7 separate regions of the Mus musculus genome follow, and all the other regions are linked to region 4. Evidence: chromatin loops called from intact Hi-C (ENCODE). Cell type or tissue: left cerebral cortex. All regions are shown on one strand. Links, peaks and the distances in the headings refer to the core of each region. The heading gives the core; the rest is flanking DNA. Region 1 overlaps Pygb (brain glycogen phosphorylase). Region 2 holds the start of Entpd6 (ectonucleoside triphosphate diphosphohydrolase 6). Region 3 holds the start of Zfp120 (zinc finger protein 120). Region 4 overlaps Ninl (ninein-like). Region 5 overlaps Abhd12 (abhydrolase domain containing 12). Region 6 holds the start of Apmap (adipocyte plasma membrane associated protein). Region 7 overlaps Gins1 (GINS complex subunit 1 (Psf1 homolog)).

Region 1 (4,332 bases), core at 88-4,087, 170 kb before region 4:
CTAGGTACAATGCCAGAGAATTCTATGAGCGCCTGCCTGAGCTGAGGCAGGCTGTGGATCAGATCAGCAGTGGCTTCTTTTCTCCCAAAGATCCAGACTGCTTCAAGGACGTGGTTAACATGCTGATGTACCACGACAGGTAGGAGACAACCTCTATTACTTTGGCTTTCCAAGTTGGCCACTAGTCCCCACTACTGAGACAGCTGAACTCTCCTGGTGGGCTGAAAACTCCATGTTATGAGGGTCAGATCTGGTTTTATAATCTTCTCTCCGCCTCAGTCCAGGAGACCTTACCACAGCCAGACTCACAGCCACATCTGCAGTGGCTTCTAGTGATACCTCGGGGACCTTGGACCACCCAGCCCCCAGTCCTCATAGGTGTGAACAAGGCGGAGCTCTGTCCCCTGGGCTGTTGCAGACCAGCAGAGGGTGCTCAGGAGTGCACCCTCTATGTGATGGCAGGGAGGTTATCTATGATAAGTGTTAGTCTCAGGGACATTCCCTGGTAAAAATGGAGTCAGTTTGTCTCATTGCAAACTTACAATGTAGTCAGTGTTTGAGGTATATCGTTAAACATGGCATGGTTATACCCAACCTAGTTAGATGGCAGGTCTACAAAGACACTGGTGCCTCGGGGTAGTGTTTACCCTGCTGGTAAAAGTTGAATCTGGTGTTAACCTCTCCACTTTGGATTGCTCTGGTGAACCTGTCTTTAAGGTTCTTTAAAGCCAGTGCTGCCCACTGGCTTCAGACTAGATGCACAGCACAGAGTGGGACCCTGTTGGAGGCTACGATGAGGGACTTTTAAATAGTGAGTCATGCCTCTGCCTAGATAATAAAATAAAATGCACCGTGGGCTTGCCGTTTGGGTTGTGCACTTCTAACACCTATTTTGGAAATGACAATTTCCTTAAAAGAAATTGGTGAAACCAGACTTTCTAAAAAGCACCTCCAGAACCTAAGGACTCTCAGAGAAGCCTGTGGACTTAGTACAGCCTGGTACCCACAGGCAGAATAGTCTCCACTTTGGCCCCCAACAGAGCTGGGAGGATATGAACGGCATTAGTTTGGGCCAATCAACTGGCTGGGAAATTGTCCTCTGGGAAATACCAGAGGACAGGCATTCTAGGCTGGGCTCCTTACCCACTGCACATCCTGCCCTGACCCAGCCTCCTACTCCTGTTTCAGATTCAAGGTATTTGCAGACTATGAAGCCTACATCCAATGCCAGGCCCAGGTGGACCGTCTATACCGGGTAAGGCTTGTGGGCCTAGATGTGTTTGGCTAGGTCTGTGTGGATCTGTTTGGGGGTTAGACCACTTCTCAACCCATGGTTGAGACCAGAGGGGTGGGCTGCTCTGATATCAGTCTGTCCAGCCTGTTTCTAGGTCAGCTCTCCGGGCATTAGGTGTCATGAGGAAAACCTTTTCTGATAGTCAAAACTAGAATAAGGAACCTGAAAATATCACCCACGGGTCTGGCCCACGAGAATCAAGATCTTCCTAGAAGGCTCCTTCCATTGACGTCTGGAGCCTCCAGTCCGGGGACAGTTTTGAAGTTCTAGAGCAAGCTGTAATGAAGCTGAAGTCTTACAAGGGAGTGCTTAGTCATTTTTGGACACTGGGTCTGCCTGTGGCAGTTGCTCACCAGTTTGTGCTCTTGGCTTAATGTTGCGAGCCATGCCTTAGGAGCCTCTAGAAGACAAAACAGTAATCCTGTCTTAAGCAACCGGTCCCTTAATCCAGTGTGTCTCTTCTGGCCAAGTGAGGGCTTTTCTGTGAGCACATGGCTGCAGTCTCTTCTACCACAGGCTGCCCCAAGGCTCAGAGTTTATCTGTTAATGTCATCATGCTCTGAAGGCTTGGGCTCCTAGGATCCCTTAGCTCTGCCAAATGCTAATCAGTCTGTTTTTCCCTTCACAGAATTCCAAGGAGTGGACTAAAAAGGTGATCAGGAATATAGCCTGCTCTGGCAAGTTCTCCAGTGACCGGACCATCACTGAATACGCCCGGGAGATCTGGGGTGTGGAGCCCTCTGACCTGCAGATCCCACCCCCCAACCTCCCCAAGGACTAATTAATTATCCCACACAGTGAGAGCAGTGGCTTGCTTAGCTGACTGTGCCCACGCCAGTCTTCAGGCACTGCAAGCAGCCGCTGGTCCCTGCTATCCGAAGTGCCATGCTTCCAGGAAGGACCATGGGAATGGTTTTGAGGACCTGGATGAGGAAGAAGGCGTGGCATCCTCCTGGCTTCTTACAGAAGAACTGTTGCAGAGTTCACAGCACAGATGGGCAGAGATGGTCCCCACAGCTTCAGCCCATCATCATCCCCAGAGGCCGAGCAGGGAGGGAGTGGAGCTGAGCCCCTGAAATCCTGCACGTAGCTGAGTGAGCTTAAGCCTTTAGTTTGGGGTGTGAATAGGGATCTGTGGTAGCCAGTGTTCCTATGTTCTGCTAGTACCTGGGTCACCAGCCATAGGGTACAGCCAGCCCCAGTGTGTGGTCTTGTTGGCCTGCTGGGTAGAACCTTTGCTTCAGGCTTCATGCTCACAGCTTCCTGTCCTTTGCCCTTGACTGTACTGAGTATGTGGGTGGTTGACCCATATAGGCCATGCCTCTAGCCATCTGTGGAACCCTGTGGGTGTCAAGTAGAACCCAGAACCCCTGGAGAGGAGCACTGAAGAGAGAGAGACCTTTATCCCGTAACTGAGACCTTGGTTGAGGACTGGCAATTTTATAGAGGGTTGGTTTAGTTCTTTGCTTTTTCAACAGGAAATAACACTTCAGGAGGAACTGAAACTAGCTAAGCCTTCCTTTTTAGCAAGTAAACCTTGAACTTGGTCAGTGTGGATATTTCTGCTAGGCTGACGACTAAGCTGCTGGCCCTGCAGAGGGTCCAGTGTACACTCCACTCTGCTACAGCAGCATGGTGAGGACCCACCACAGGAGCTGTGCTCCTCAGAGGGCAGAATCTACATTAAGTGCCGCCCAAAGGAGAGTGCGTTGTCATAGAAACCACATAAAACTATCCTTCCAGAGGCTTCACCACCTTGCACTGCTCTATCTGGTTGGGGGTGGGCAGGAGAACCCCTCGCTTTCCCCACCATGGGAGCATTTGCTGGGAAGTGTCTTTTCAGGACTTAAATCACCGGAGCCACTGTGGTAGCTTGTGGGGGTGGGTGGGCAGGTTCTAGGGCTGGTCATCTGCTGCCCTGTGCATGAGGTCCCCTGAAGCCGCAATACATGACCACCCTTCTACTACTTGCTATTACCTCCTTGTATGAGAAATGGATTAAACTTCTATGCCTATGGTTGGTCACTGTGGTATCTGCATTTCCACCATGACATACAGTTTCAGGTAACTCCCTCGAGAGGCTAGAGGATATAAGCCTGGATAGTCACCCTGTGGAATAGGCTGCAGTTGTCCCTTTGTAGCCAGGCGCAAGTTGCTGGCACAGACCAGTTTATACAAGGACCCTGATGGTGGGTACCACGGGCTGGGTTCAGTAAAGCTAAATCCCTGGCCTAGAGTGAGGCAGGGAAGGCCTGTTTCCCGTGTCGTGAGGATCACTTAGGGAGCCGGCGCTATGATACTTTGCTGTGGGTGAGCATGAGTTCCAGACATGGGTCCTTTAACTAGCCCACGGCTGCTCCTCATGTCAGGTCTTGCTACGCCTTGTGCTCTAACTTCTCAGCCCTGCTTAGTCTGCAGGTGGACAGCTTTAGGTCAGGCTGCTTTGACAAAAGGCCAAACACACTTGGACCAAGACACTGGTGAAATGAGTCTGGCCGGTTCCCAGGTCCTGGTTATACGGCTCATATCCTCTGGAAGATCAGTGCTTCTGTGTTGGCCATGCCAATGTTCCTGCGTAGCGTGGTCATGTGGGCTCTTTGTCTAGGCCTGCCTTTTAGGAGTAGGTGCCTCCGTTCAGAGCAGAACCCAGTGCCTGAAGAGTTGGGGGCAGATCTTTGACTTCTGTGGGGATTGTGTCTGGGGCAGGGGTCAGGAACAGAGCTGTGAGGGGTAGCAAAGGAAGAAACTCTGATTCCTGCTTTGTAGAGAAAACAATAAATAGACCACCACCGAGATTTTATTCTTAAATAAATGCTCAGTCTACGGCCAGGTTAGGTGACAGACAGGTGGGCAGAATGGAAGAAGTGCAGATCCAGGTGCCCCTTACTGTGGGTAATCAGATGCCAGGAGAGGCAGGGACAGCTGAGGAAGGCAAGCAGGTAAATGAGCTGTAGGAGACAAACTGAACCACTTGGAGTCTGTTCTGTAAACGCTAGGAAGGGCAGAAAGAACCATTTTCCTGAATCTTAAGCAATGGT
Region 2 (4,332 bases), core at 145-4,144, 250 kb before region 4:
CTACAAAAGGAAATGCCTGAGAGAATAGCTTTCCAAGTAGTGAGTATGACCACTTGTAAAAACTAAGACAAAAATTCTAGAGAATTTGAGAGAAGTATTGTGAAAGTGGAGAAGATGGTAAAAGATGTGAAGGCAGAAGACAGAAGCAGGGTCCTTACAGGTCCACGAACAAACTTCAAAACACTAGAAAATTAAGTCAAAACTGTGAGGTGCAGTTTTTCTACTACAAGTTAGCAAAGAACCCAGCGTTTGGAAGGACTCCACCGTTGAAGACGTGGGGAACCCATGCTTTCACACATTATTTGTAAGAGTGTTAATTAGTACAATAACTGAAGAGAAAATTGAGTCGTATCTCTGGAGTTGTATTCAAAGAGCATATAGTTTATCATAGCCAATTCCAATACTAAGACTCTCTCCCACAGCACATCCATAGTGAGTAGCAAGATAGTCAGTCCTTGGGATGCTGTAGTGCTATGTACAACAAAACAGCCAGGGAAGTGGGGAGGGGAGAGCTTTTAAGATCCGCCAAATAAGAGACCATATAGACTTCCGTTGTAATCAGATCTTGGTGGTTTTATTAAAGTGAGACAAGGCAAGGTCCAATGAGCTGCTCACATGCTGTTTACAATAGTTTCGCGGGACTAATAGCGATTGCCAACCCTACTCTCACACAGTATCCCCGCACTCTGTGGTTAGCATCCACCCACTCACTCCCTGAGTACCCCATCTTTTCATTAGAAATCCTTGCTTTTAGGCTTTCCCAGCCGATAGACAGGGATGTCCTCCAGGAACAAGACCAGTGTCCTGCACCCCAATGTATAGATGCCATCACGTGGGCAGGAAGAAGCGGAGTCCTGGTTCGGTGGGGAAAAGACAACTTGGGAGATATTCAGACAAATGAATTAGGGACATACATCCAGAGTCTCGCTGCAGTTAGGAGCTGACAACCTTGTGGCTTCTAGGAAGACATCAGAAAATATGGCCAAGGATAAAGGACGCTTGATAGCACCGCATTCTCTATTGTGAATGCATATCCTATCACGAATTCCCTTGAAAGTAAAAGAAGCAACTCGGGTGTGGAGGGATGCAGGAGGAAAGCCTACAGAAGGACGAGGTGATGGATGAGATTGAAGTAACTCCTACTCTAGTCAAGACAAGGCTCTGTTCCTCCCACACCTCAGGACTTGTTAGAAGGATCCAAGATAAGCAGGAGCTCCAGAGCCCCCTACTGGCAGAAAGAAAAATAAACACCCAAAGAGCACATGGCTATTGCGCCTGCGTGGCTGGCAAACGCCATGGCACACGCGCATCAACGCCGTCCTGCCCACCCGGTGACGCAAAGTGCACGTAGGCGGAGACAGCTTCTCGGCGTCTGCTGGGGTTTGCTTCCACGCGTTAAGGCTCTGTTGACGCGGACCGGCGCTGGAGAGCTGGGCGCGCGGTGTGTGGTCGCTGTCTGCCTCCGGCTACGCCACTACCTCTCCTGCGGGGCCGAGGGAGCCGTGCAGGGTAAGCGGGGCCAGCGAAATGTGCTTGGCCCGGAGGACTGACTACGGTTGGTCTCCCCACGCGCGCGAGGGACGGGGTTCCCCGTGGTGCAGTTCCAATGCCTGATACCTCCCTGGGCCCGGAGACAGCTCCGGGGGGAGGCCTCGGGGTCACTTGCGCTCTCGGTCCATTCAACTGGCTGTCTTTCCGACCCTGCTGCGTAGCCCTCGCACGTCTACAACACACCGTGGGACTCGTGAGCTATGCTGTAGGCCAAGCAGCAGGGGTCTCTGCCCGAGTGTAGCCCACAGCCCTGCCGCGTCCATTCATTCTGCTGGCTTGTGCTGACCCGCCCCCAGCAGAACCAGGCCCAGGCGCCTCCCCTTCTGCACTGGATAGCCCAACTGGGAGGCTCAGGAAACCGGGGAAACCCTGTGTTCTGATTGTGTGGAAGGTGGGAACGGTGGTGACATGGAAGAACTTACCAGGGGTCAGGGTGGTTCCACCTGAGTTGGTGTGTGGCCACAGGTGCTTCAGGTTAAAGGAGAGAGAAAGGTCCAGATGTAGACACCCAGAATGTAGGACAGGGAGTCAGTGAGAACACATTTTTATTTTAAAAGCATCAGGAAGTAATTGGTTTTGAGACAACATTGCTGAGTAGGTCACAGTGGACACAGCCCTTCACCCTGAGAGTATATCCCCCCCCCCCCAAAAAAAAATCAGTCACCTGAAAATACCTGGTCCTTTTGTGTCTCTGCAGATCCTGTGTGGTGAGGGGCGTAGGGAATGCTCATAGCCAGAATAGGAAACTCTCAGACAGTGAGGAAGGAGCTTCCCTAGGGAGAGGCAGAGGAATGTGATTACAGGATCTCTCCTGGGGTGCTGCAGAGCCATGAAGGGGGCTGAATACCTAGCGTTGAGGGGAGGTTTCCCCATCCCTGTTACCAGCGTTTTAACAATGTCCTTGAAAATAATGCAGCAAGCATAAAGGTAAGTCTGAATATTGCCCGCCCCCCTTCTCCTGCCCTGGAAGAAGTGTAGACTAAGATGGTGTGTATCTGAGTCCCATCTGGAGCCTCATGGACAGAACGAACCTGAGAGTTACACAGCTCTCTCTCTGTGTACTTAGGTCTGGAAGAACCTACTGGCCCATGCAGGCATAGCACCCTGCAAAAGAATCAGGAGGAGGCAGTCTTCACCGGACTGTTCATCTATCTATATCTATATCTATATACATATAGATATAGATATAGATATAGATATATGTGTTTTTTTTTCTTTCTACAACTACCAGGAGAAATACATGATGCTTTGTTAATATGCTTTATTTTTGGACACATGTGTAGCATGTGCAGCAGTCATTTCCCACATAGCTTGGTTCCTGTCTTTTAATGCAAACCTGAAAAGATCTGGCAGCTGCCAGTTTGAATCAGATGGAGCCTATTTCTGAGATCTAGCCTCCCCTCCTCGCTCGCCCTCTAACATTCTCTGACTCCCGCATCTACCTGACAGGAGGTGGACCTCCCCAAGTCACCTCTGCTTGCCTCTGTGTGCTGCTTCCTGTTCCGGTCCACTTCCTGCTCATTCTCCACTTGGCTGTAGTTCAAGCTGCTGCTTCTGCAAACGCTGTTCGGCAAAGTGCAAACTAAGGTTGAGCTGTTCTCGGTGAGCTTTTTGGGAGTCTGATCAGTATACCACCACTGGGTGTGAGACGTAGCTAGAGAAAAGTAGTCCTTCGTGCACTACCCCTTAGCTGTGGACAAACACTTCAACCCGACAGAAGAAAGTTGATGTTTGGAGTTGAGCCTCTGAAACATGGACACCCTGTGGACCAGTTTGTCTGGTTCTGGTCCTGTACCCCCTGGATATGATGTTCTGTTTGGATTGTTCATATCATCCAGAGCTTGCTGATATGTAAATGCAGTGATTGTAAATGCAAATTGATAAGTGTTGTCAGGTTGTATAAAGGTAGAGTCTTGTATTTCCAGGTTGGTGTAGGGCGCTCAGAGCACATGATGAAGATGTTCGGGCTGGGGAAGGCAGTGGTAGTAGGATTTTAGCAGAGGTTTTAGGATAGGGTCAGAATTGGACAAAATTGGCCCAGTTGATGGCTGAACATTCTGGGAATGGACAATAGTGTGTGCGCAAAGGGCCTGGGATGTGTAGGAGCTGAGTTTTCAGGGCAAAAAGAAGCACTGTGCTCTTGGAGTGCTTGGGCAAGGATCAAAGGTATGGTATGAGGTGCAAGTACCAGCCACCCACAGCAGGTGATGGATGAGAGCCGCTCATGAGAGCATTGGGTAGCTCTTAAGTGCAATGGAACCAAGTGAGATCCAGAGCACGGCAGGAGCTGGGGCCTGGCAAGGGAGGCTTACCCCTTGGCATCTGCCAAGAAAACCGTTCTGAGCCCTACAGGTGGCAGGAACAGGGGAAAGTTTTGTCTTATTTTCTTGCTCTGGGCCTGGGGCTCAGAGGCAGCATTCATCTAACCTGGGCTGCTTGCCTAAGAGTGTTTGAGTGTGACCAGAGATGGGACCAAGGAAGGCCTGCTCTGTGTACAGTGTCATCCCACTTCTGTTTTACCCAGACCAGCTCAGGATGAGTTCCCCGGCCTAGAACTACTGTTCTCTCCTCACGCAGGGCAGCCACAAGGTCCTTCTGCCCATCGTTGTCCCCAGTTCCCATGTGATGTATCCTCTGCCCATCTACAAAGCCTGTAGTGCTTATGTTCTTTGTGGCTCCCCTCGAGCACATTGAATTCCCAGGTTGCATTGCAAGTTATGTGGTGGTCCTTCATGAACAGCCATCCACCCGCCTTGCAGAGGAGACCCTTGGAGGAATTAG
Region 3 (4,332 bases), core at 156-4,155, 860 kb before region 4:
AGCATGCATTCAGCTCTGGCTAATGCTTAGAGAAGAGACAGCCAAGAACAGATTTTACATTCCACATATGCTGTCTCATGTAAGTCTCTCTTAGGTTCAGGCCCCAGGTGATATTTTAAGCAATTTAAATATGAACTGGAGACCGAAAGTCCCACAGATGGGAGATTTACACAGCAAAGATATAACCAGAATTATTTTTAAGTATACCAGTGCACTGAAACAGCAGGCCACTCTTTGGTGATGGGGTTCTGAGTTTGAGGTGCCAGAAGATGAGAAGGTTGGAAAAGTAGAAGAAAGCAGTGGTGGCAAACGCCTTTAATCTCAGTACTTGGGAGGCAGAGGCAGAGGTAGACAGATTTCTGAGTTCAAGGCCAGCCTGGTCTACAGAGTGAGTTCCAAGATAGCCAGGGCTACACAGAGAAAACCTGCCTGGAAAAATAAATAAATAAATAAATAAATAAACGGAAGAAAGTATCAAAGCTGTGATGGGGGTGTCTTGGATAGGCTGTCTTATGCCACACAGGCTTCTGAAGAACAGCATCCTGTATACTTCTTACAGGGGGAAAATGGAACAAGATACGAGACTTTTATGAAGTCAGCACAAACTACTATACAGTGAGAAAACCACAGGAAGGAGCTAATAAAAGAAAGCTGGAGAAACAGGAAGAGAGAACCTCTCAAAAACGTTCCTGACCAAGCCCACACTGGACTCGGGACTGACAACCATAGCCGCATGTGGTGGGATCTCAGGGTCTGAAGCAAGCCATCCCCGAAGGCCCTGGCCCCAGACCTCCACCCGCTCTCCCAAGCACCGTCCTTGCTTTAGAGAAGGAGCTCTATTTTATTCTCAGCACTTCAGGGCCTTAGGGGAAGCTCCCAAGCCTGAGCCCCAGGCTGGCATTGGCTCTGGAGACCTAGAAGGAGCTGTTCTATGCCTTGCTTGACCAGGCCAGTCCTCACCAAAACAGTGTTTTTCCTTTTCAAAAGGTTGTCACCAGCTGTAGTCTTGCCCATGTGGCAAAACGATGCTTTTCTCAAGAAGAAAACCAGACCTTTATGGCACACCAGGCCTTAAAATTGGTTGTGGCCCTATTTTACCCCTTGGAGCCACTTGTTAGAGACCTGCTCTTTGAAGTCAGGATGGGCCTAATTCATGATTGTAAAGCAGAGTTGTCTCCTATGTTATGGTTTGTGGACAAATGTCTGGACAATCCTGGTACACTACCACATGTATTCTAGCATCCTATTCTCCATTCGGCCTTTTTAGCATAGCACATACCTGTGTGGAGTTTTAGGGGCAGTCCTTTCTCACCTACATTCGACTTGCCGTCACTACAAGCATTAGTCTAGATCCTTTACATCAATTTTACTCTTCTACATCACCGCTTAATATTTGAGTGCTATCCGACACACGAGATGCCTTTTACAGGCTCCACAAAATTAACTCGAAATGGGTCTTATACCTACCTGTAAAATGCCTAAATGCTAAGGCCAAAACTTACTATAGAAACTAGGGCTCTCCGAGTTTGGCATCCTGCCAAGGGTATTTCTACACAGAAGCCCTTTCCCCAAATGTTTTGTGTAGATGCAGCCACGCTAGTGAGATGATTCAGTGCCCACCGCCAGGTCCAGAGAGAGAGAAAAGGACCACAGGGAAGCTCACAAGTCTCAGCTTCTGTCAGGCTGCTGTTTACTACTGAGCCCTGGGACGACCCAGCACTCCAGCCCCCTTGGCTCAGCCGCCTGCTCCTCCCCTTTGTGGGAGACCGCCTGGCACTTACCATGTCGGAACTTCTGGGCTTGCCTGAGGTCCCCGCACCCAGGAGCGGTACACAGAACACATCAAGCAGAAACATTCGCGACTGCCAGCTTTAAAAGAGGAACTTGCAAGATCGCACCCGGAAGAGCCCGCCTTCACTTTTGAGTGGCAGATCCGGCTGGATGTCCTGATTGGCTAGTGAATCTGGAGTGACATACACACCACCCATAGGATTAGAGTGTGTTGAAGGGACACAGAGGAATAATTCCAGGCACAGGTTGCCAGCAGAGGCCAGTCCTTTTCCGGGTCTGTAGAAATTTGCATTTCAGTACCACCTGTGTCTGTCTTCCAATTGCTTGCTGGTCTTTTTCCCCCACCCTGGTCAGGGGAAGACCCACAACTCCAATTTGCTGTTGCTGAGTTACCCGCCTCTCTCCACTGTGGGCCACATTGCAAATTTGGAGCTTTCCAAAGCTCCAGTCACAACACTCAGTAGGCACTTCCGCTTCTTCCTTTTGGAATCATTGAGACTTTACTTAGGGAATGTTGATAAGTTCACATATAGGTTTGCCTACCCCTATGCATGCTATGTTAAATCCTCTTCTGAACTTGATCACAAGGTAAAAGCAGAGATTTTTAATGGCATATAGCTCAAAGTCATGCAGAAACATTTTGTAAATTATAAAAGTGATGGACAGAAATGCCTCTAGAATGTCCATCTTCTATTACAAAATCTTAGCTAACCATCCAGTAAATGACGCTGTAAAAGTAGATGGCTAAGGAGCCAATGCTGCCTGTTAATCATTATCTGTGATCTAACCAATAAATGTATCAAAATGTATAGATACAAAAATGTATCAATGTATAGAAAGAACAGAGAACACTAATGCAGAGGACCAACCTCACCTAGGTCTGGATTCCTAAGAGAAGGGGTGTTCGAGAGCAACAGGGAAACAAGCAACTAGAACTCAAATCATGGGTCCAAGCTGCTGGCTTATGTTCTGCTGAGATAGCATTCCAGATGAGATGGCTTCCCAGACTGCTTTCTCTGTGTCTGTGTGTTCTGCTCTGCTCTAGACAGATTTTACCTTCTATTCTAAAACCTCTGAGGTTGAGACAGCTAGCTTTCTGCTTGAGACAGCTCTCTGCTAGTAAAAATTCTAAACGCTCTCTGGATAGCTCCTCAGTTTTCTGACCAAAGTCAGAAAAAACTGATCTAAAAAATTCGTGGCTTTTCCAACCAATTCAAAAAATACTGTTAGAAAAATTCTAAAAGTAATTCTTGGGTTTTCAAAATCAGAAAGGAAAAAAAAATCTGCTGTGTTCACTCTTCACATAGTCTTCTCTGGATAACTGCTAGAAAATATTTTAACAGAGCTGTGTCGCCTCTCTAAGTAATTCTTTGGGTTTCTAACCTCAGACATTAGAATGTTAGAAAAAAATCCTGAAGAGCTGTGTTTGCTTTCCAGAGATATCCAGATAGCTCAGCTCTCAATACTGAAAAAAACATTTTAAAAAGTAGTGCAGTATCTTCCTGCTAGCTCATCATATGCAGATCAAAAGCCTGTTTTTTTTAATTATATATGAATTTGGTTATTTATTCCAGGATCCCTTTTGATTATCCTATGAATCACCAGCCCATAACCCCAGCTCCTTGATGCTTAGGAGACAGCAAGTACATTTTATTTATTTATTTTTAACAATGTAAAAGAATTCAGAAATCTTGCTTAACTCTGTTATGTAGCTGGGTAGGAGTGTGCTGGGGGGACACAGAGTAGTTGCAAGCAGTGGAATGTTTCTATTGAGGCTTACTGGGCTATCCTAGTAGGTATTTGGAAGACTCTGCTGCTGAGAGTGACTTGTACTGTGCAGACCTGGCCCAAGATGTTTCAGTGAAGAAGAACTTCAGTATCTGGCCTAGAGACTGTTTTTGGTGAAGAAGATGGGTGCTTTATGCCCTTGTCTGAAGAGTCTACCTGAGACTAAGGTAAAGAGATTTATATTAGTTGTATTGACAAAAGAAGTCTTTAAAAAAAATCTCAGCAGAGACCTTGTTCTCTTGTTTTGTCTTATGAAGAGTGTTTTAATGAAAAGGAGCAAGCAGGAAGGAAGAGCTACATCCAAGAAAAGAGGTTCCCATTTTCCAACTTTATTAGAATATGTGTGTTAATTTGTACTAGAAGTCATTATTCTTCTTTCTAAGTGGTTCAAGGAAGATTAAAAAAAATAGTTGCTATCAGCACATTCAAATAGGATGTCAAGGGGCTGGAGAAGGGTCTCGGTGGTTAAGAGTACAGGCTGCTCTTTTAGAGGTCCCAGATTTGAGGCCCAGTATCCACAGGACACACATCCATGTGTGACTCCAGTTCCATGGTGATCAATCCCACTTTTCTGGCCTCTACAAAGCATCAGGCATGCATGGGACACATAGATGTACATGCAGTCAAAACTGCCATACACAAAAAATATTAAATAAAACAAATCCTTTCTCTCAAAAGTTGAATTCATCAGGCTATTTTTATTTCTTTCTTTATTTTTAAACAACCAACCGAATACATAAATATGTAAGTAAG
Region 4 (4,332 bases), core at 122-4,121:
ACCCCACAGAGATGGTGTCTCAGCAAAAGCCAGCTGCTGCCTGAAAGGACTTCACACCCTAACCCATGGGCCAGATGCAGGGAAAAGGTGTGTGTGTGTGTGTTTGTGTGTGAGAAAAAGCCACCAATCCCTGAGCAGGAAAACCTACAAATCCCTGAGCCTCCCCTCACCAACCTCTCCAAGCTCAGGACTTGAAAATCCTCACTCTGGAAATCTCTGCCCTGAGAAGCTCCGCCCCCTCATAAATCCTATATGGTAAGCACCGCCCCTTTGCCAAGTTCCTTGATGTTCATGACCTGAAAGCAGAGGGCAGCCATCCCTGGACCCTCCACTAACTCTCTTTCCTGAGATTCCCTGCCTGCTGTGGCTATTCTGGGAGAAGAAAACCAACAGTGAAGAGAAGCGGTGAAGAGTAGGAGAGGGGCTCCTGAGCCCCTGAGCTCCTCAGCTCTGCAGAGGAGGCTCTCCCCTGGGAGCTGCAGTTTCTGCTGAGGAGGCTTCCTCTTAGAGCTCTATGTTTCCTGGGTCCCCTAGGTTTCAGGAGACCCTTCCCTTGGGACACTGTCCCACCTCAGAGCTGTGTGGTTCCTGAGCTTCTGAGTCCCAGGTTACCTTCCATCCAAGCAGAAACACTTACGCTACACAGAAGGCCTCTAGCCACCATGCTCCTCTTCTCCCACTGAGGCCAAACAAGATAGCTGAGTTAGGGGAAAAATGTCCACAGACAGGCAACAGCTGTAGGGACAGCCCTGCTCTAGTTTGGGGCCCACATGAAGACCCAGCTGCACATCTTCTGTGTGCAGGGAGGCCTAGGTCCAGCCTGTGTATGCTCTTTTGCTAGTAGTTCAGACACTGAGAGACCCGAAGGGTCTAGGCTAGTTGATTCTATTGGTATTCCTGTATAGTTCCTATCAAGACAACTATTAAAAAACAAAACAAAAAAAAGGGCCTCAAGCATTCTCTTATAATAACTTAGACCAACAGATAAACACAGCAACTGAAAATAAGAAAATACTAAAATCTTGAGACCCACAAAGAGAAAGACTTACAAACCCTGTATATAAATTTTGTATCTATCTTTAGATGGTCCTAAACCCTGCCTACCCGGAGCAGCTCCCAACACTCAGCTGAGGATAAAACCTGAAATGAACGTGAGCTACTGCACAGTATGCAGTTTCCAGCCCGAGGCCGCCTTCCCGAGGAAATGAAAAATCAATGTGCTTCAAGAAATTCTAAGAGAACCTACAACATCTACATTGTGCATTTCACAATTCAAGACATAATTCAACATCTGCCACAGAAATTAAGTCGACAAACAGACCAGACCAAACCAAAATCCCCAAAAGCACTCTCAAGAAAAATACACCCAGAGAACACCCCTAGAAGGTCCAGAGGTCGGACCGAGTGGTTTTCAGCCCGTCTGCCACTGTGAACACTCAGGGGTGTGGAAGACAGGTTCTGCGTGTGAACCTTTCTCTGCTAAGACCAGGAACCTTAGCAGAGAAACCATTTTGAAAGGACCAGATGGAAGTTCCAAACTGAAAGCCAAGTGTCTGCAACTAAAACCTCGTCTGACTGCTTAGCAACAGCATGGAGATGGAGGAGGCAGAAGCAGGGACTTCATTTCATAAGGGGAGAGGCTGCCCAGTCTTGAGAATAGGGAAAGAGATCTAAGGCATGTGTGCACACATGTGCACACACACAGAGATGTATACGTCCAACAACGATAATTAAATAAATTAAATAGTTAAAGCAAAAGAGGCCATCATTTGAAAGAGAGCAAGAGGGGAGTTGCACTGGAGTGTTTGGAAGGAGCAAAGGAAAGGGGGAAATGAGGCAATTCTAATCTTAAAAAATATAATAAAAAAAAAGAAAAGCCCCAGAGCTGAAGAGATGGCATAGCAGCCAGCAGCACTGACTGCTCTTCCAGGTTCAATCCCAGGATCCACGTAGCAGTTTACAACTGTCCCTGACTCCAGTGCTGGGCATCTGATGCCCTCTTATGGCTTCCACAGGCAATGCACGCATGTGGTTCACAGACGTGCATGCAGGCAATATACCCACACACTTGAAACATTTTTTTTTTAATTTAAAAAAAGAAGAAGCCTCAAGACTAAAGAGTTAATTTCAAAGGCCCCAAACACAAATGCTAATAGAGCCTTTTCCCTATATGACCTATGTTTCTACACATCTTGCTCTTCTGAGTGGTTTGTTTTGTTTTGTTTTAGTCAACTGACCTTAAAGGTTGAGGGAGAAAAACAGAATGGGGCCTGGGAGGCTTTCTGAAATCTTGCCTCACGGCATGCAGGTCCTGGGATCGCCCCTCAGCACATGACTGAAATCTGGCAGAACATTTTCATAAACAAAACTAACATTTTTTTATGGAGGCAGATCCTGAGTACATTCCTAAGCACTGATGGATGGAGTCTTACAGGGGAGGCATCATGACTGTGGCCAACTGACAGGTGAAGAAAACGCAGCAGGCAGACGCAAGCAATTTGCCCAATGCTGTGGCAGAGCAAACCCTCTAGCTGTCTGAAAAGTTGTTAGCAGGCCGGAAAGATGCTTCAGTGGGTAAGAGACTTAGCTCTGCTAAAATAAATAAATAAATAAAATAAAAAATAAAAATAAAAAAAGGTGTGGCCTAAAAGCACAGACACAGTTCTGGGGTTCACTGGCCAGCCAGTCAAGCTAGGAATAAACCAAAAGCCACCAGTGAGCTCCAGATTCAATGAGAAACTCTGTTCTATGGGAGTAAAGCGACAGGTAGAGCAGGATACCCCATGTCCTCCTCCTCCTAGGGCCTCACTCACATGTGCACGTGTGCCATTGACGTCACCACACACACACACACACACACACACACACCCACATGCTCTTACACCACTGCTTTCCCACTGGCTTTGCTGTAGATGTCTCTAACTTGCTAAAGAAGTTGCCTTCTACAGACCTCCCCTGTCCCCTACAGGAAGCTGTTTGTCTCTACTTCCCTGTTCTCCAGAGAGGAGTAGCCTTCAGCTTATCTTCTCCTGATGGGGAAAATTATGTCCTTTGTAACTGCACTGGAGCCAATCCAGAGAAAAGAAGCTAAAAAAAGATGTGAGTTCTAGAACTTTCTAATCAGAAACCTTTCTTTAGATTCACAGAGCCGGGAAGCCCCAGTAGCTTAGAGAAAACAGCGTTGCCTGGTATCAGAAAAGCAGACCTCCCCACGTTTCTAAGCGCCCTCGTGTTAACCTACCTTCCTGACTCCCTTTGCAGGCCTTGCATCTACCCATAACACCCCAGCAAGGTGGTCTTTGTTGGCCACAGGCTCCACGATGGCTGTCCTAGTTAGGGTTTCTATTGCTGTGATAAAATCATGACCAAAAGCAAGTTGGGGAAGAAAGGGTTTATTAGGCTTACACTTCCAAATTGAAGGAAGTCGGGGCAGAAATGCAAATAGGGCAGAACCCTGGAGCCAGAAGCTGATGCCCAGGCTATGGAGGGGTTCTGCTTACTGGCTTGCTCCCGGGGCTTGCTCAGCCTGCTTTCTTATAGAACCCAAGATCACCAGCTCAGGGATAGCACCACCCATATGGGCTGGGCCCTCCCCCAATCAATCACAAATTAAGAAAATGCCTTAAAATTGGATCTTATGGAGACATTTTCTCAATTAAGGTTTCCTCTTTTCAGATAACTCTGGCTTATGTCAAGTTGACATAAACTAAAGAGCATACTAGCTTTCTAAATAAGTCTTTTTCTTTGTCCAAATAACTGGTCCCTTCAGTGGTTGGCTTTTTCCAGTGGCAAGAAACATGGGTCTTGGCTATAAGGATATAGAGCTGATTAAATGAGTCCTAACTCCAGTTATAAAACAAACATTAAAAAAAATATTTCCTCATTCCTACCAACAGTACACACACATTAGGAATGTTTAGTAGCTAAATAAATGTTTCAGAGTTGGAGAAATGGCTCAGCAGTTAAGAGTGCTGGCTGCTCTTCCAGAGGACCAAGATTCTATTCACAACATCCACATGGTGGCTCACAACTCACTAACAACTCCTAACTCAAGTTCCAAAAGGATTTAATGCCTGCTTTTGGCCTCCACAGCACTGGGCACAAGACTGGTGCACAGACATGTGTATGCAGGCAAAACACCCATGCACATAAAATAACATTTTAAATTAAAAATATTTCCATGAGCCCAGCAGTGGTGGCGCATGTCTTTAATCCCAGCACTCGGGAGGCAGAGGCAGGCAGATATCTGAGTTTAAGGCCAGCCTGGTCTACAGAGCTAGTTCCAGGACAGCTAGGGCTATACAGAGAAATCCTGTCTGGAAACAAACAAAG
Region 5 (4,332 bases), core at 71-4,070, 160 kb before region 4:
TCTGCATTTAAACGTTGCTATCCGGGCACTGGCAGTAAAGTCAGCACCCAGACGCTAACAGAATGTCTACTTCCCTTCCTCCCCTGACAGCACAATCTGTGCACGCCCAGAACTGCACAAACAAGTTGCCTGCCTCACTTCCAAGCTCTCACACAAGTCTGCCCATCAAGTATAATCAGCAGTGAGGGCATGAACCATTCTTAAAAGGAGCCTCACCTCTGTAGTCAAAGGTGACCACGTGGTAGCCAAGGGAACTCAGCACCTGGGAAGTGAAAGACATCCATTATTGGCAACCGGTCTTAGGCTGAGCAGCTTGCTTCCCGCAGAACTCATGCATACAGTGGGAAGTTAACAGACTGTGTACATGCAGCTCCTGCCTGGACCCGCTGCTGGAGGATGTCATAACTTCCTCTGGCTAAGCAACATGGGAAGGGTGCCTTTTCTGTTGATGCTTAGATGGCCAAGTGGCCAGCTCCTGTACCTGTCAGGATGATGCTTTACCACACAGGGCAGCAGACACTTTCGGGTACCGTCAATAGGCCTGAGGGAGGCAGGATGTTGTTGGTGGACCCCAGGGACTTCATTTTAGGAACCTTACTGCAACCTAGTATTCCTCTCGTTTTGTTGAATTTTTCTATATTTTTTAAAGACTCCCTACAGATTTACTAGCTGTTCTTGCCCATTCTCATGAAGATCATAACTCTGTGAGGTGGTGGTGCACACCTTTAATCCCAGCACTCAGGAGGCAGAGGCAGATGGATCTCCAAGTTTGAGGCCAGCCTGGTCTATAGACCAGGCAGTTCCAGGGCAGTCAGGGATACACAGAAAAACCTTGTCTTGAAAAAAACAAAACAAAACAAAACAAAACAAAAACCAAAATAAAACCCAAAATACCAACCCAAACCAATCATTACTCATGTACAGTGCACTATACACTGGCTTGGGAATGCCTAGAACCGTGAAAGAGACTTCCATGCCACCACTGTCACCTACAGGCACTTAGCACTGCACCTTCAGGAAGACAGGTGCTTTCCCAGGAACAGCCTGGTAATCCCTGCCCTCTCCTAGCCAGCACCCAAAGCCATGTGCGCCTGGACAAAGAGAGTTGCTTCTACTAGAGAAAGCAACGTCAGATGCCTCTTGTCTCATTAGCAGACACCTGCGACAGAATCCCCAAACTGCATGCACTGGTTCTGGAGCCACCTCAGAAACTACACAGGAAGAACCATGAAAAACCAGTGGGCATGACCTGGCATGTTCACTCATGAATGGTGACTTTTCAGAGTGGCTGATTCAAGTGACCCCTTCTAGTCCAGCATCCTGCAGCAAACAGCATGCTCCTTTGGGCCATCGTCACTCACCTTGTACAGCTCCACACGGTGGTCACCTCCTCTGCAGCATAAAAAGGAGAGAAACAGTAACAACTGTTAGTGCCCCTGTTCAAGGTAGGGACAAGATAACCCTCAAGAGTCTGGGATCCCAGAGCTGGAGGGATGGTTCAGTAGTTAAGAATGCTTACTGTTCTTTCAGAGGGTCTGGGCTGAATTCCCAATACCCCCACCAGGCGGCTTACACCTGTTTGTAACGATACTTCCAAAGGATCTGATGCCCTCTGACATGTGTGGGCACCTGCATACATATAGTGCACATAATCTCACATAGGCACACATACATATAGTGCACATAATCTCATATAGGCACACATACATATTTTTAAAAAATGTAAATCTGGGATCCCAAAGCCCATTCAAAGAAAGGCCTAAGGTAGACACATGACTCTCGGGATCCACCTAAGTGGCATCAAACGTATTTCCAGCACTTAGGGTATTTCTTAATTATCATATGTACTTTTTCAATAATAACAATACTTAATAGTCCCAGATTCAAGAGATACATGGAAACAACACACCCCCATCCTGCCTGCCCATGCTACCCAGCTCTTCCCAGCATCCTAGGGCTAGGGCCACCTGTGTCCATGGATATTGTGTCAAGGAACTTGTCCAAGTACCTTCCTATTTTGCCCCTCATTTCCTATCCGGACTCCCTGGTCATGGGAGTTCCTTTCCATGTGCTGCCTCATCAGGCTATACTGATGTCCCTTCACATGCCACACACACATGTGGACTATACCAAGACATAGTGAATCCTGGCCCTACCTGCTGGACCTTCATCAGGAGGCCTTTGTTAACTCATAGTGTATGAGAACGGCTAGCTCCCAGCAGAGTAGGGTCTTAGCCAAGCATTTGTTAATCCTTTCTTCATCCTTCAAGCCTATTTTCCTTCTTTTATAATGAGCACTGAGGCCATTTCAGGCATATGGTTAGTGGGAATGCCATTGCAAGGACACACGAATGAGTTAGAGGAGTAAAACATATACACTGAAGCACAAAAATGCAAAGAAATGTGTTCAAGACCAGAGGGAAATCACGCCAGATGTTCTTAGCTATCTTTGAAAGACACCTTTCCTAAACTCCCCAAACCCCCTCCGCTGACTGAAAACAGAAAGTGGGACTGCGAGCTCAGAAAGCTACACCTTCAAGAGACTTCTGTGCTATGATTACTCAGACTGATGGAGCTGCCCGGGGACTGTGCTTGCGGAGGGAGGGATAGCCAGCGAAGCACTTCAGCAGGTGAGCCATAGCACTTAAGAAATGGGGTGTAGACAGAACCAGACAGAATGCAGGCACTAAAGGCAGCCTCCGGGAGTAGGAGGGCACAGCAAAGCATTGAATGTCACCATATTCCTTTCAGACATAAAGCTACAGGAAAGCTTTGTCCTTTTATTTAACATATTACTATCAGAACCATGTGCCACAGCCAACTACAATTTTCTCATTTACAGAAAGATGCTACAAGAGCTGTTTGGTCTTTGAAAAGCAGAAGAGAAACCTATTACAGCCTGTTCTCAACAAAGCAGAGTGCAAACTCTACAGAGCAGCAGCCAAACAGTCTGCTCTTGGCACAGCAACCAGCCTCGTGGGCAGTGCTTCTGGGTTCTTTCTACAGTGCCCTCTGCATGGCTCCATAGCAGATAGCTGCCCAGGACTGCCTTCCCTTCTAGAAAGACCCATACATTGTTTTTCTTGCTGTTTCTACCTATAAAAGGTCTACCCTGAAGCTACTCTCACACTGCCCTGCTGGTGAAGGGCTGCCTCCCTCTGACTCCTTCAGGCTCTCTCACAGGCAACCCAAAGAAGCATAGAAAAAGGGACCCTGTTATTTTCCAAACAATGCTCTTCTTTCAAAAAGGCACCTCCCTATGCCCATTGCGAACAACATGCTGTGGTATAAAAAGAACGTGGGCTTTTCAGGTGGGAGAGCAGCTCCAGCTTAAGCCAGACTCAAATTCAAGGCCTTAAACCCACTCACGAGAAGCATTTGGGATAAAATAGAAAGGCTCAAATGGACAAAGTGTGTACTTTTTCAACAGCCCATTAGGACACACTGATGTTACTGTGTTGATGTGTCAAGACTGCCAGCAGACAGCTCATACACAGACTGCCTAGGACAGACATGCTCAGCCTTTGGCTTTCCCTCTAGCCACTTTTCAATACTCTCTGCTTCTTTTTCAGAAGTGTGAAGAAAAGAGAAAGAAGAGGAAGAAGAGCAGGAGGAAGAGGAGGAGGAGGAGGAGTGCTTGCCTTTTCGTATAGTTGCCCTAGTCTATACTTGGGGCTATCTCACAGACTTGCCTACCACTTTTCAGATCAGAGGTAACAAACACAGGAAGTCGAGAGGGAGTCAGTATTTTCCTCAAGGGTATACTGAGGCCACCCCTTGAGTGACTACCATTTCCTTAAAGAGAAGCCCAGTTTCCTAAACTACACTTTAGCAGACACAGTGCCCTCTGACCCAAAGCAGAAAGAACCCTCCTGTGGCTAGAGGAGCTTAGTCTCTGACAGAAACACATCCCCTTCCATGTGATTCAAGTGCACCCTCCACAGCTGCTTGCTGCTCAGCACTGTCTCCCTGTCTGTGAGCTCTGGGCAGAAGAGACCCACAGGTCCAGAGCACACACGTCTGCCTCCAAACTCTCCAGCCCCAGAAAAGTTGTACCTTTCCTTTGTTCTGTAGAAACTCTCCTTGCATGCAGAAGGTCAGTAAATCTGATTACAAAGACCACAGGCATGCTTCACATAGTCTACGCTAATACATTTTCAGCCTAGGAAGGAGCCAGGTACTGCACAGAGGTCATACTACTTGTGTGGGCTTACCTGGTGCCTGCATTCCCATGCAGGTATAGTATGATGGCATGGTTAGAAGCCAGAGCATCCTCATACCACATCTGGTCCTTCCCTTGGGCATTCTTCCACCAGACAGAGGGGATTGTGT
Region 6 (4,332 bases), core at 235-4,234, 390 kb before region 4:
GGCTACCTAGGATGGCTGGTCTCCCTAATCAAGATCCATACTAGTTAGTACCTTCCTGTTCTTTTACAAACTCCTCTTTCCAAAGCCAAAACATGTTTGTATGTTTATCTTATTACCATTAGTCAAACCGATCATCAGAAGCAAAAACTGTCTCTCATCTAGTATGCACCACATCCCTTCATCACATTGCTGGTGACCAAAGAAATATTTCTAATATTTCTATCATATAAGTTAATTCCACAACTTTGAGGCTGATCTAGATATTCAAAGTACAAAATTCTGGTCACCAAGTTGAAAAGTCAATTTTAAATGTCTTCTAGTACGGTTTAAGGAGCATGCTTCATATGTGGGCTAATAGTGCATTTTGAAAGTCAGAAAGACTGGGGCCCAAAAAAAATTTTTCTTTTTAAGGATTTACTGTCAGTAACTACTGTCCCTATTACAAAAACCTGCAAGGCCGAATTCTCAGAAACACTGCCAACAATGTCAGTCGGTTCTCTACTCCACGCTGAGGAGTACAGACTGCGCGGCGTCAATAGATGCAGGAGGAGGACCTTCGCAGAAAGGAAACCCAGCATCTTTTCTGACTTCTCTTTAAGGAAAGTGAATAACAAGGAACGCGAAAGAATCGGCTGACGGCAGTGGTCAGGTGGCTGTCCCAGGAGTATCAGAGGTTCCAACAAGGACAAGTCGGGAAGATGCGTGCAACTAAAGAAAGGCAAAAGGCGTTGGCTCCAGCGGCTGGGTGGCAAGAAGGGACAGAAAAGGTCCACAGCAGCGTGAGGGAGGACAACCAGGTCCACGCAAGGCCTCGCCCCGCAGATTGTCCTGTCAGCCCGAACCCGGCTCCTGGGTCCAAGCCGGGATAATGAGGAGGGTTCTCTCCCGTGGGATGATCCCAGCCCAGGTCCTGCCTACCTGCCCTCCTTGACCTCCGGGACCTGGCCATCGTCCGTGACGACCTGCGGCCGCAGGGGCCGACGCTGCCGCAGCCCGTCCGCTTCGCTCATTCTGCCGCCTCTCCACTGACACCTCCAACAGCGCCTTGACACTCAGCAACGCGGGTTTCAGAACTACTCCCTGGCGCGAGGAAATGACGTAAACTTAGCGCCGGAGCTGCAATGCAGGCCCCGCCCCCTTTTGGAGATTGGCACAGCAGTAAGGCTCCACCCCCTGGCCCCAGCCTACAGCTGCAGGCAAATGGTGAGGGGGTCCCTCCCTCAGTGAGCCGAGTCTGGATAGTGAGGCTGTAGCGGGTCTTCCTCAAGTCCGAGTGCTGGGCGGTGAAGTCTGCAGTAACAAGCTTGCAAAGAGAAGATGCCACTGATTCTTAACGAAATGTGTTCAATGCAGTAATCCCCGCCTGAACTGTTATCTTTTCTGAAAAGATTCCGCTAAAGTTCAAAATGTGTCCTTTTGGTTAAGATCAGATTTTGACTGCTAGATCGTCAAGTGGTTATACAATAGACATTTGATAAATTTTCTAAAGGGAGTTACCTAAAGACAGGCCCAAGTAGAAAAGACTGCTAATAGCAAAACTTTAGGAATCATGAAGCAACCACCAGGTAGTGCTTCCACGGTATTACAGCGAGTCGGACATACTCCAGGAGGTGAAGTGAGCAGACTGCAGGCAAATCCCTCCTTTCTGGAACTAATGAGAGCCATGACTTCAATACATGTAAATTTTAATACAGTGGTGATTTTAAAGAGAGAAACTTGGTCTAGTGGAAGCATTTAGCCGGTGAAGGAATGTGGGGGTAGGATTGGAAGAGAAAGGGCGGACAGGAGAATTTCAGGCAGCAATAACCAAGTAGGGCATTGGGAAGGATCTCTAGGATATAGGTGCTGGATTTTGTACCTCACTTGGGATTTTACAGAAGCAAACATGCCATTATCTTTTCGGCACTAGATGGCGATAGAATGCCACCTCAATGTTCTTTTTCCTCTCGCTTGAGGGAAGTGGAGATTTCTTAACACAGTTCTGTAGGGATCTCAGGTTATATATAATCCAAGGCTTGGCAACATGGTACTTGATTCCATCATTGAAGACAGACATTATAAAGATAATATCGTGGGTAATTGTAACAACTGCTGTGTGGGTCTGGCGCCTACCTGGAGACCTGAATGGCTTCCCCTTCTGATTGCATGTCTCTGACTTTGTCATGTTACTCCTTGTTTCCTTGTGATACGTTTTTTTTTCTACCTCCACCTAAACCACTTTTATCATCCAGAATCCATCTCAAGAGTCATTGCTGAAAATCTCTCATTAACTCTCCAGAGTATCCCCGTCTGTGGGAGGCTCTGTGAACATTCCTGAGCTGTCACAAGTAGCCAGTTACATCCAGTGCCTGTTACATGGATTATGCGTATCCTATGCCCAGTGTGAAACACATGGGCCAAAACAACCCGGAACACACACACGAAGAATAAAAAAGAGTTGAATACACTGAACTTCCTACATAAAAGGAATTCACCAGACGACCTGTGAGCTCCTCAGTTATGGAAGACTGTTCATGAAATTCAGGGCTAAAGTTAGAAATGGTCTTGGAACGGATCGGTTAGAGTTTGTAAACTAGGAAAGTGTCTGGAAGAGCCAGTGGCCATATCTCTAAAACAAATAAGTCCACAGGGAATTGCTGGGAGATACACTCATGGCCTTATCTTGAAGCACATGAGTCTGAATAAGCTGGGGTTAGAATAGGCTGAGCTTCGATCATTTGTGTTATGCAATATGACTTAGGGGTTTTCTGTTTGCAAGTCACGGTAAAGTCCATTCTGCTTGTTGTATGTGGTCTTAGTGCTCTCTTGTCCCACATCACCCTCCAGCCCTGCAGCCAATCAGCATTACTGTCTCATTGTACCAACTGTTTGCACAAAGAGAAATGGGACTGCCATGCAAGGTTAGCTCAGGTTTCCCAACCTCAGCACTGATAACATTTGGGGCGAGATAATCCTTTGTTGTAGAGGTAAAGTGGCAGTTGTCATGAGTATAGGATATTTTGCACCACCCCTGGGGCCTTTACCCTTTAAATGTCAGTAGCACCCCACCTAGTTTAGTGCTAAAGTTAATCTGGAACACCAAAAATTTGTGAAAAATTTGGTCCTCAGCATGGGTGATACTGGAAGGTAATGGCATTTGTAAGGAGTTGGCCCTACTGGGACACTGGAGGCATGCCTTTGATGAGGGTATGGGAGTTAATCCCTTTTCTCTTTTACTTTTCCCATTTCTCCACATTGGAGTAGCAATTGCTCACCACATACCCCCACCATAATGTACCACCACAGACCCAAAGCAGCCAACTGATCATAGGTTAAAGCCTTTACAATCCTGAGTCACCGTAAACCTTCTATAAATTGATTGCCTCAGTATTTATTATAATGACAAGAGATTAGAAACAAATAATATTTTTTTAATATCTTGAAACATTGCCCAAATGTCCTGCAAGGGACAAAAGGGCCCTTGACTGGGAACCACTGGGTGAGACTACTACACATCCTGGGACTTACGATGCAGCTCACTTTCGCTGAAACGCTCGTCTACACAGACGACATTTATCACAACAAAAATGGGGCCATCCCAGCATGGAAAAAGAAGCACATGATATTATGCAGTCATCTCCCAATGTGGTAAATTAGACAAAATAGAAACAAACCTGAATTTAGTCTTAAGCTTTACCCTCTAATCCCATACTGATTCAATTCTTTATACAGATACTTCCCAAATGCCTGTCAGGTCCTAAGGGTTGTTACAAAACAAAGGTCCTCAGATGTGTCTATATTCATGGTTGTAAATGGGGAGGGAAGATAGAAAACATAGATGACTGTTATAAAGGAGTGGCACAAAGGACAGGCTAGGTATCCTGAGACCTTCAGGGAAAGCTGTGCTGACATAGGAGTAAACCAGCGGAGCATGTGCACCAACTCTGGATAAGTAAGATTCCAGATGAAGAGCTGGGAGGATAGAGAAGGGCAAGAGACAAAGTAGGAGGACTTGAGGGGTCCTGAGGTTGGTGACCAAGGGGTGATAAGCAAGGGTAGGCTTCAGGGTCCACTGATGAATGATGAACCATCTAAAGGGGACAGCAAATGACTAGAAAGTGGAAAGAAGGGCCCAGAGAGAGAACTAAATGGTTAAGCACATTTGCTCTTGTAGAGGGTCCTGGTTCAGTTTCCACCACCCACGTGGCAGTTTACAACTGTCTACAACTCCATTTCCAGGCGATCCAAAACCCTTGTCTAGCCTCTGTGGGCCCCAAGCACACATATGTGTATATACATACTTTCAGACAAAACATTTACATTAAGTGCATAAATAAGTAGTTTTTGAGTGGA
Region 7 (4,332 bases), core at 167-4,166, 79 kb before region 4:
TGAAAGGGTTGGTAGAATTTGACAGTGAGCCTATCTAGTCCTGAGGTTTTTTGTTGTTGTTGTTGGGAGGCTTTTTATTATTTCTCACCTCTTACTGCACTTGGGCTTGGACAGTTCTCGTTCTCCTAGGACCTTGAGGTACATTGCCAGGTAATTTATTTGATATCTAATTTCTCAATATAGGTGCTTATAGCTACCACTTTTCCTCTTAGAACTGCTTTAGCTATGTGCCAAGGGTTTTGGTAAATTGCATTCTTATATTATTTGATTCTAGGAAATTTTCAGTTTCTTCCCTAATTTCTTCAAAATTATATTATTAAGTCTCCAAGTACTTGTGTAGTTTCAATATTCTTCTTGTTGACTTCTTGTTTTACTGCAGTAATTTGATAAGAGATGAAAAGTTATTTAGATGCTCTTTTTTTTAAGATTATATTTTATGTATGTGAATATGCTGTAGTTGTCTTCACACACACCAGAAGAGGGCATCAGATCCTATTATAGATTATTATGAGACACCATATGGTTGCTGGGAATTGAACTCAGGACCTCTGGAAGAACAGTCAGTGCTCTTAATCACTGAACCTTCTCTCCAGCCCTCTCTTGTATTTTTTAAGACTTGATTTGTGGCCCAGAACGTGAGTTCTTTTCCAGAAGCTTGTGGGCTCCCTGCTAGATAGCCAGTCTGTGTACCTCTGATAAGCGCGTGTGATCTATGGTGTAGCTTGGTTTTTTAGATTTATGTATATGAGTGGTTTGCCAGCATGTATGTATGGACACCATGTGCATGCCTGGTGCTCTTGGAGGTCAGTAATGGGGTCAGATTCCCTGGAACTGGAGTTACAGATGATTATGAGCCACCATGTTGATGCTGGAACTGAGCCTAAGCCCTCTGCAAGAGCAACAAGTGTTCTTCACCACTGAACCATCTCATCAGCCCCTGCAGTAGAATTTAACTCAGAGGTTTCTTTGTTATCAAAGGGTTTTAATGATCAAAATGAGGTGTGGAGATCACCTACTACTTAGTGTACCTGGGTCTTTGTGACCTTTATAGACAGTTACCAGTATCCGTACCTCAACATATAGAATTTTTATGTCATCTTGTAATTCTTTTTTGCTTTGGTATATATATGTATCGGCTATAATATGTTATAGAGAGATTCTTCTCTAGACATGTGTCTTTAGAGTCCTAATGCCTCTTGTGCCTGAATATCTTTCTCTAGATTTGGGAATTTTTTGTTGTAATTTCATTGAGTAGAATCTCTCAAACCTTTACAATTTATCTTAACTTCTATCCTGTGGATTCTTAGGTTTGGACTCTTGCTTGTGTGGCAGAGCTCTCTGTCATTGTCTCTGTGGTGATGCTTGGATATAGTGCTTCATCTTCTGCTCCATGGCATCTTTTTTTTTTTTTTTAATTCATTGGGTTTTTTTTTTTTTTATTAACATTATCACAATATCAGAGTCTTTGCGGCCAGTTCTTCAGAAGAAAATTACTGACTTTCATCTCAATTTGCCCATTTTGCTACCTTACCCTGTGTATGGCTGACGTTTTCTCTTTAGGGTTTGGATGGAATGAAACCATTGATTTGCATTGTCTTAAAAGACATTGATCAGTCTTTACCAGTAAACTTCTGGAATTTTGGAGGAACTAGTTTGCCACACTTTCTATTTTTGGTCTCTGTCTCATGATGTACATTTCTGTCTGTCTGGATCTCTCTTCCTGTTTTATTTGGAAATCTTTAAGGCTTAATCTCCAGTACTCTCCGTAAAGAAAAAGCAAGTTTCTGCAATAGCAACAGCTAAGAAGCCATTCAAGATACAGAAATACACGCCGAGGCAGGAACGCAGAAGCGAAACTGGCAAAGCTGCTGCAGGATATGGGGCAAAGGCCATTTTTAGAGTGAGTGTGGAAATAGAAAATGAATGACATAAAAGAAGACAGCAGGGAAAAGGGGGAACTAGAAAAACAAGATTTAACACAAGAAAGGGGAGTTCAACAATTGGCAAGTGTAAGGAGAATATATATATATATTCTTAATGAGTACTTAAAACCAGTAACCTAAGGTCGAATTATTCTAAATATATAGAGGGAGCTATTAAAAAGGGGAAAACATGGGGCAAAAAAGAAAAAGAAAAGGAGAAAAAAACCCATTGCTTAACAGTGAAAATTATCTATAAACTAAATTAGATGAATCACAAAACCAAAAAAAAAACCTTTAAAAATGGGGAAGACTGTGCAAGAGGGCATAGACTGTAAGAGCCAGAGCAGTCTGCTGTGAGACTGTCGTCTAGAAATGACACGGAAGCGTCACTTGTCATACCTCAGCAATGTGGCTGCCTAACCAGGACCTGGAAAAGTGCACCTCAAGTAGACTGCTAACAAAGACAGAGGCTGAAAATAGAAGGTGTGGCAGAGTCCTGGGGTTCTGTCCACAGACACAGCACTGCAGGGAGGAGTTGACCTAGGGGTGAGCTGCCTCACTCATTATCCAATCCAAATGGTTAGCCGTGAAACCACATACATTCAAGTAACACTAAACAGACTGAGCAGACATGTGTATATAGCAGTATATATGTTTATCTACACACAGAAACATATATATATATATATATACACACATATATATATACATATACATACATATACATATATATATATATATACATATACATATACATACATATATATATATATATATATATACACACACACACACACACACACACACATATGACTTTGAGGGAGGAAGGATGTTACATAGGAGGGATTGGAGGGAGGAAATGAAAGAGGAAAATAATGTGGTTATATTTTAACTAAAAAAAAATTCAGCAATTTCTTTGATTGTTTTAGGTTTTGGTTTTTTGAGACAGGGATTCTTTGTGTAGCCCTGGCTGTCTTGGAACTCACTGTGTAGACTCTAGATGCCTGTAAGAGTTTATTTATTTATATTTTTGTTTTTGTTTTTCAAGACAGGAATTCTATTTGGAGCCCTACCTGTCCTGGAACTCACTCTGTAGACCAGGCTGGCCTTTAAATAACAGCAATCCGCCTGCCTCTGCCATCTAAGTGCTGGGATTAAAGGTGTGTGCCACCACCAGCCCAGCTATTTTTTCCCCCCACAAGTAAAGTAGAAATGTCCAGGCATGGTAGTGCACACATTTAATCCCAGCACTCAGGATGCAGAGGCAGGCAGATCTTTGTGAGCTCAATGCCAACTTGGTGTATACAGCAGATTCCAGGACAACCAGGGTTACAGGGTGAAATTGCCTCAAAAAAACAGACTTGCTTTGGGGCGCACAGGCCTTTAATTCCAGCACTGGCAGAGGCAGGTGAATCTCTCGTGTGTTCAAGGCCAGCCTGGTCTACAGAGTGAGTTCCAGGACAGCCAGGGCTACACAGAGAAACCCTGTCTCCAAAACCTAACCAACCAACCAACCAACCAACCAACCAAACAAACAAACAAACAAACAACCAAAGAGGTTAAATGTCTAAGTAACACTAAATAAGAGTACCAAAAAGAATAAAAGGTGAGGAGGGATTCTCCCAGAGTTTGAGAGAAAACACAGATAAGGCACTAGAGTACCTATGGCCATTTTTGAGGTCCTCAGCAATTGGAGCCTGCCAGTTCCATTCCTGTGGGCAGGGTAGCTGAGCCGTGGGCCTTTGTCTTCCCTGAGGTTTTTATAAGCTGTTGCTTGCCAGGATCCTGCCCACCTAAGGGAACGGGTATTGAAGTGGAACGCAGCGTTGGAAGCAGGGCAAAAGATGACGATCGGCTCTTCTGTGCTAAAAATGTAACTCGTTATCACTGTTCTGTGCTTCACTAAGTGCTAGGAAGACTTAACTCTTTATCTCTTATAATTCTCTGTGCTTGGTAAGTGTTAACTCTTACTTTATCATTCTCTGGCAGTTAACATACACTATATAGCATTGGAGAATTCAGTGAAGGATTTCTTGCTAAGGCTCCTTTCTTTATTGCCTGGGAGCCTGGCCCCTCACTGGCCAGGTGAGAGGGAGGCTTGGAGCAATCAGTCTTTATTAAACTAGGAAAAGTGAGTCTGTGCAGAGGGAAGCACTTTTATACATGCAAATATGCACAGAGACACACATTCATATATGCATTGATACATACATATTTTTACATACATAGGCCAGGCCCAGCCATCTGTCTCATCAGCTTACATACTTACACACACACACACACACACACACACACACACACACACACACTCACACTCACACACCCCTATACTTATACACACAAACACATCAGGAGGAAAGAGCAAAAGCCTCCATGAGCACGTTTCATTGAGCAAGCTCCAGCACAGAAA

Evidence for each region. Hi-C counts contacts between places; a loop is a spot of excess contacts. Peaks named below come from ENCODE experiments on the same cell type or tissue, not always from the same donor. Only the 100,000 strongest peaks of a DNase experiment are listed, where the experiment ranks them.
Region 1: it touches region 4 in a loop (2.4-fold over the local background); 12 of 42 quality-filtered maps call a loop at or near these places.
Region 2: it touches region 4 in a loop (2.1-fold over the local background); 3 of 42 quality-filtered maps call a loop at or near these places.
Region 3: it touches region 4 in a loop (4-fold over the local background); 3 of 42 quality-filtered maps call a loop at or near these places.
Region 5: it touches region 4 in a loop (3-fold over the local background); 5 of 42 quality-filtered maps call a loop at or near these places.
Region 6: a loop joins it to region 4, with 2.7 times the contacts of the local background. A loop is called at or near these places in 9 of 42 quality-filtered maps.
Region 7: it touches region 4 in a loop (3.0-fold over the local background); 2 of 42 quality-filtered maps call a loop at or near these places.

What each region holds. Positions count from the first base shown.
Region 1 is chr2:150,828,440-150,832,771 of GRCm38, forward strand. It overlaps Pygb (brain glycogen phosphorylase), which reads left to right. Exons shown (of 20, transcript NM_153781.1): 18 at 5-139; 19 at 1,189-1,255; 20 at 1,923-3,309. The coding sequence ends at 2,075. Abhd12 (abhydrolase domain containing 12) reads right to left here. Exons shown (of 13, transcript NM_024465.3): 13 at 4,076-4,332. Among named protein-coding and RNA genes, the nearest start is that of Pygb, 44 kb to the left of the region's middle. In left cerebral cortex, for the core only: a CTCF peak has its summit at 432 (motif pointing right); DNase peaks (open chromatin) are centred at 2,125 and 2,764; H3K27ac peaks cover 1,316 bases.
Region 2 is chr2:150,747,725-150,752,056 of GRCm38, forward strand. Entpd6 (ectonucleoside triphosphate diphosphohydrolase 6) reads left to right here and starts at 1,357. Exons shown (of 14, transcript NM_172117.5): 1 at 1,357-1,509. In left cerebral cortex, for the core only: CTCF peaks have their summits at 1,247 (motif pointing left) and 2,625; DNase peaks (open chromatin) are centred at 1,285 and 2,570; H3K4me3 peaks cover 1,378 bases; H3K27ac peaks cover 682 bases.
Region 3 is chr2:150,134,787-150,139,118 of GRCm38, forward strand. Zfp120 (zinc finger protein 120) reads right to left here and starts at 1,892. Exons shown (of 4, transcript NM_181266.2): 1 at 1,782-1,892. The coding sequence starts at 1,856. In left cerebral cortex, for the core only: no CTCF peak of the experiment used is centred there; a DNase peak (open chromatin) is centred at 1,953; H3K4me3 peaks cover 1,551 bases; H3K27ac peaks cover 815 bases.
Region 4 is chr2:150,998,972-151,003,303 of GRCm38, forward strand. All of the region lies in intron 1 of Ninl (ninein-like), which reads right to left. Among named protein-coding and RNA genes, the nearest start is that of Ninl, 8.3 kb to the right of the region's middle. In left cerebral cortex, for the core only: a CTCF peak has its summit at 2,008 (motif pointing left); DNase peaks (open chromatin) are centred at 1,565, 1,990 and 2,854.
Region 5 is chr2:150,842,030-150,846,361 of GRCm38, forward strand. It overlaps Abhd12 (abhydrolase domain containing 12), which reads right to left. Exons shown (of 13, transcript NM_024465.3): 4 at 4,215-4,332; 5 at 1,362-1,392; 6 at 217-262. Among named protein-coding and RNA genes, the nearest start is that of Gm23598, 40 kb to the right of the region's middle. In left cerebral cortex, for the core only: a CTCF peak has its summit at 2,489; DNase peaks (open chromatin) are centred at 82, 327, 2,592 and 2,957; H3K27ac peaks cover 3,816 bases.
Region 6 is chr2:150,607,470-150,611,801 of GRCm38, forward strand. It overlaps Apmap (adipocyte plasma membrane associated protein), which reads right to left and starts at 1,098. Exons shown (of 9, transcript NM_027977.3): 1 at 919-1,098. The coding sequence starts at 1,010. In left cerebral cortex, for the core only: CTCF peaks have their summits at 1,178 (motif pointing left) and 1,910 (motif pointing right); DNase peaks (open chromatin) are centred at 669, 1,119 and 1,917; H3K4me3 peaks cover 1,527 bases; H3K27ac peaks cover 1,231 bases.
Region 7 is chr2:150,920,016-150,924,347 of GRCm38, forward strand. The region is part of intron 4 of Gins1 (GINS complex subunit 1 (Psf1 homolog)); the gene reads left to right. Among named protein-coding and RNA genes, the nearest start is that of Gins1, 13 kb to the left of the region's middle. In left cerebral cortex, for the core only: no CTCF peak of the experiment used is centred there; DNase peaks (open chromatin) are centred at 1,835 and 3,740.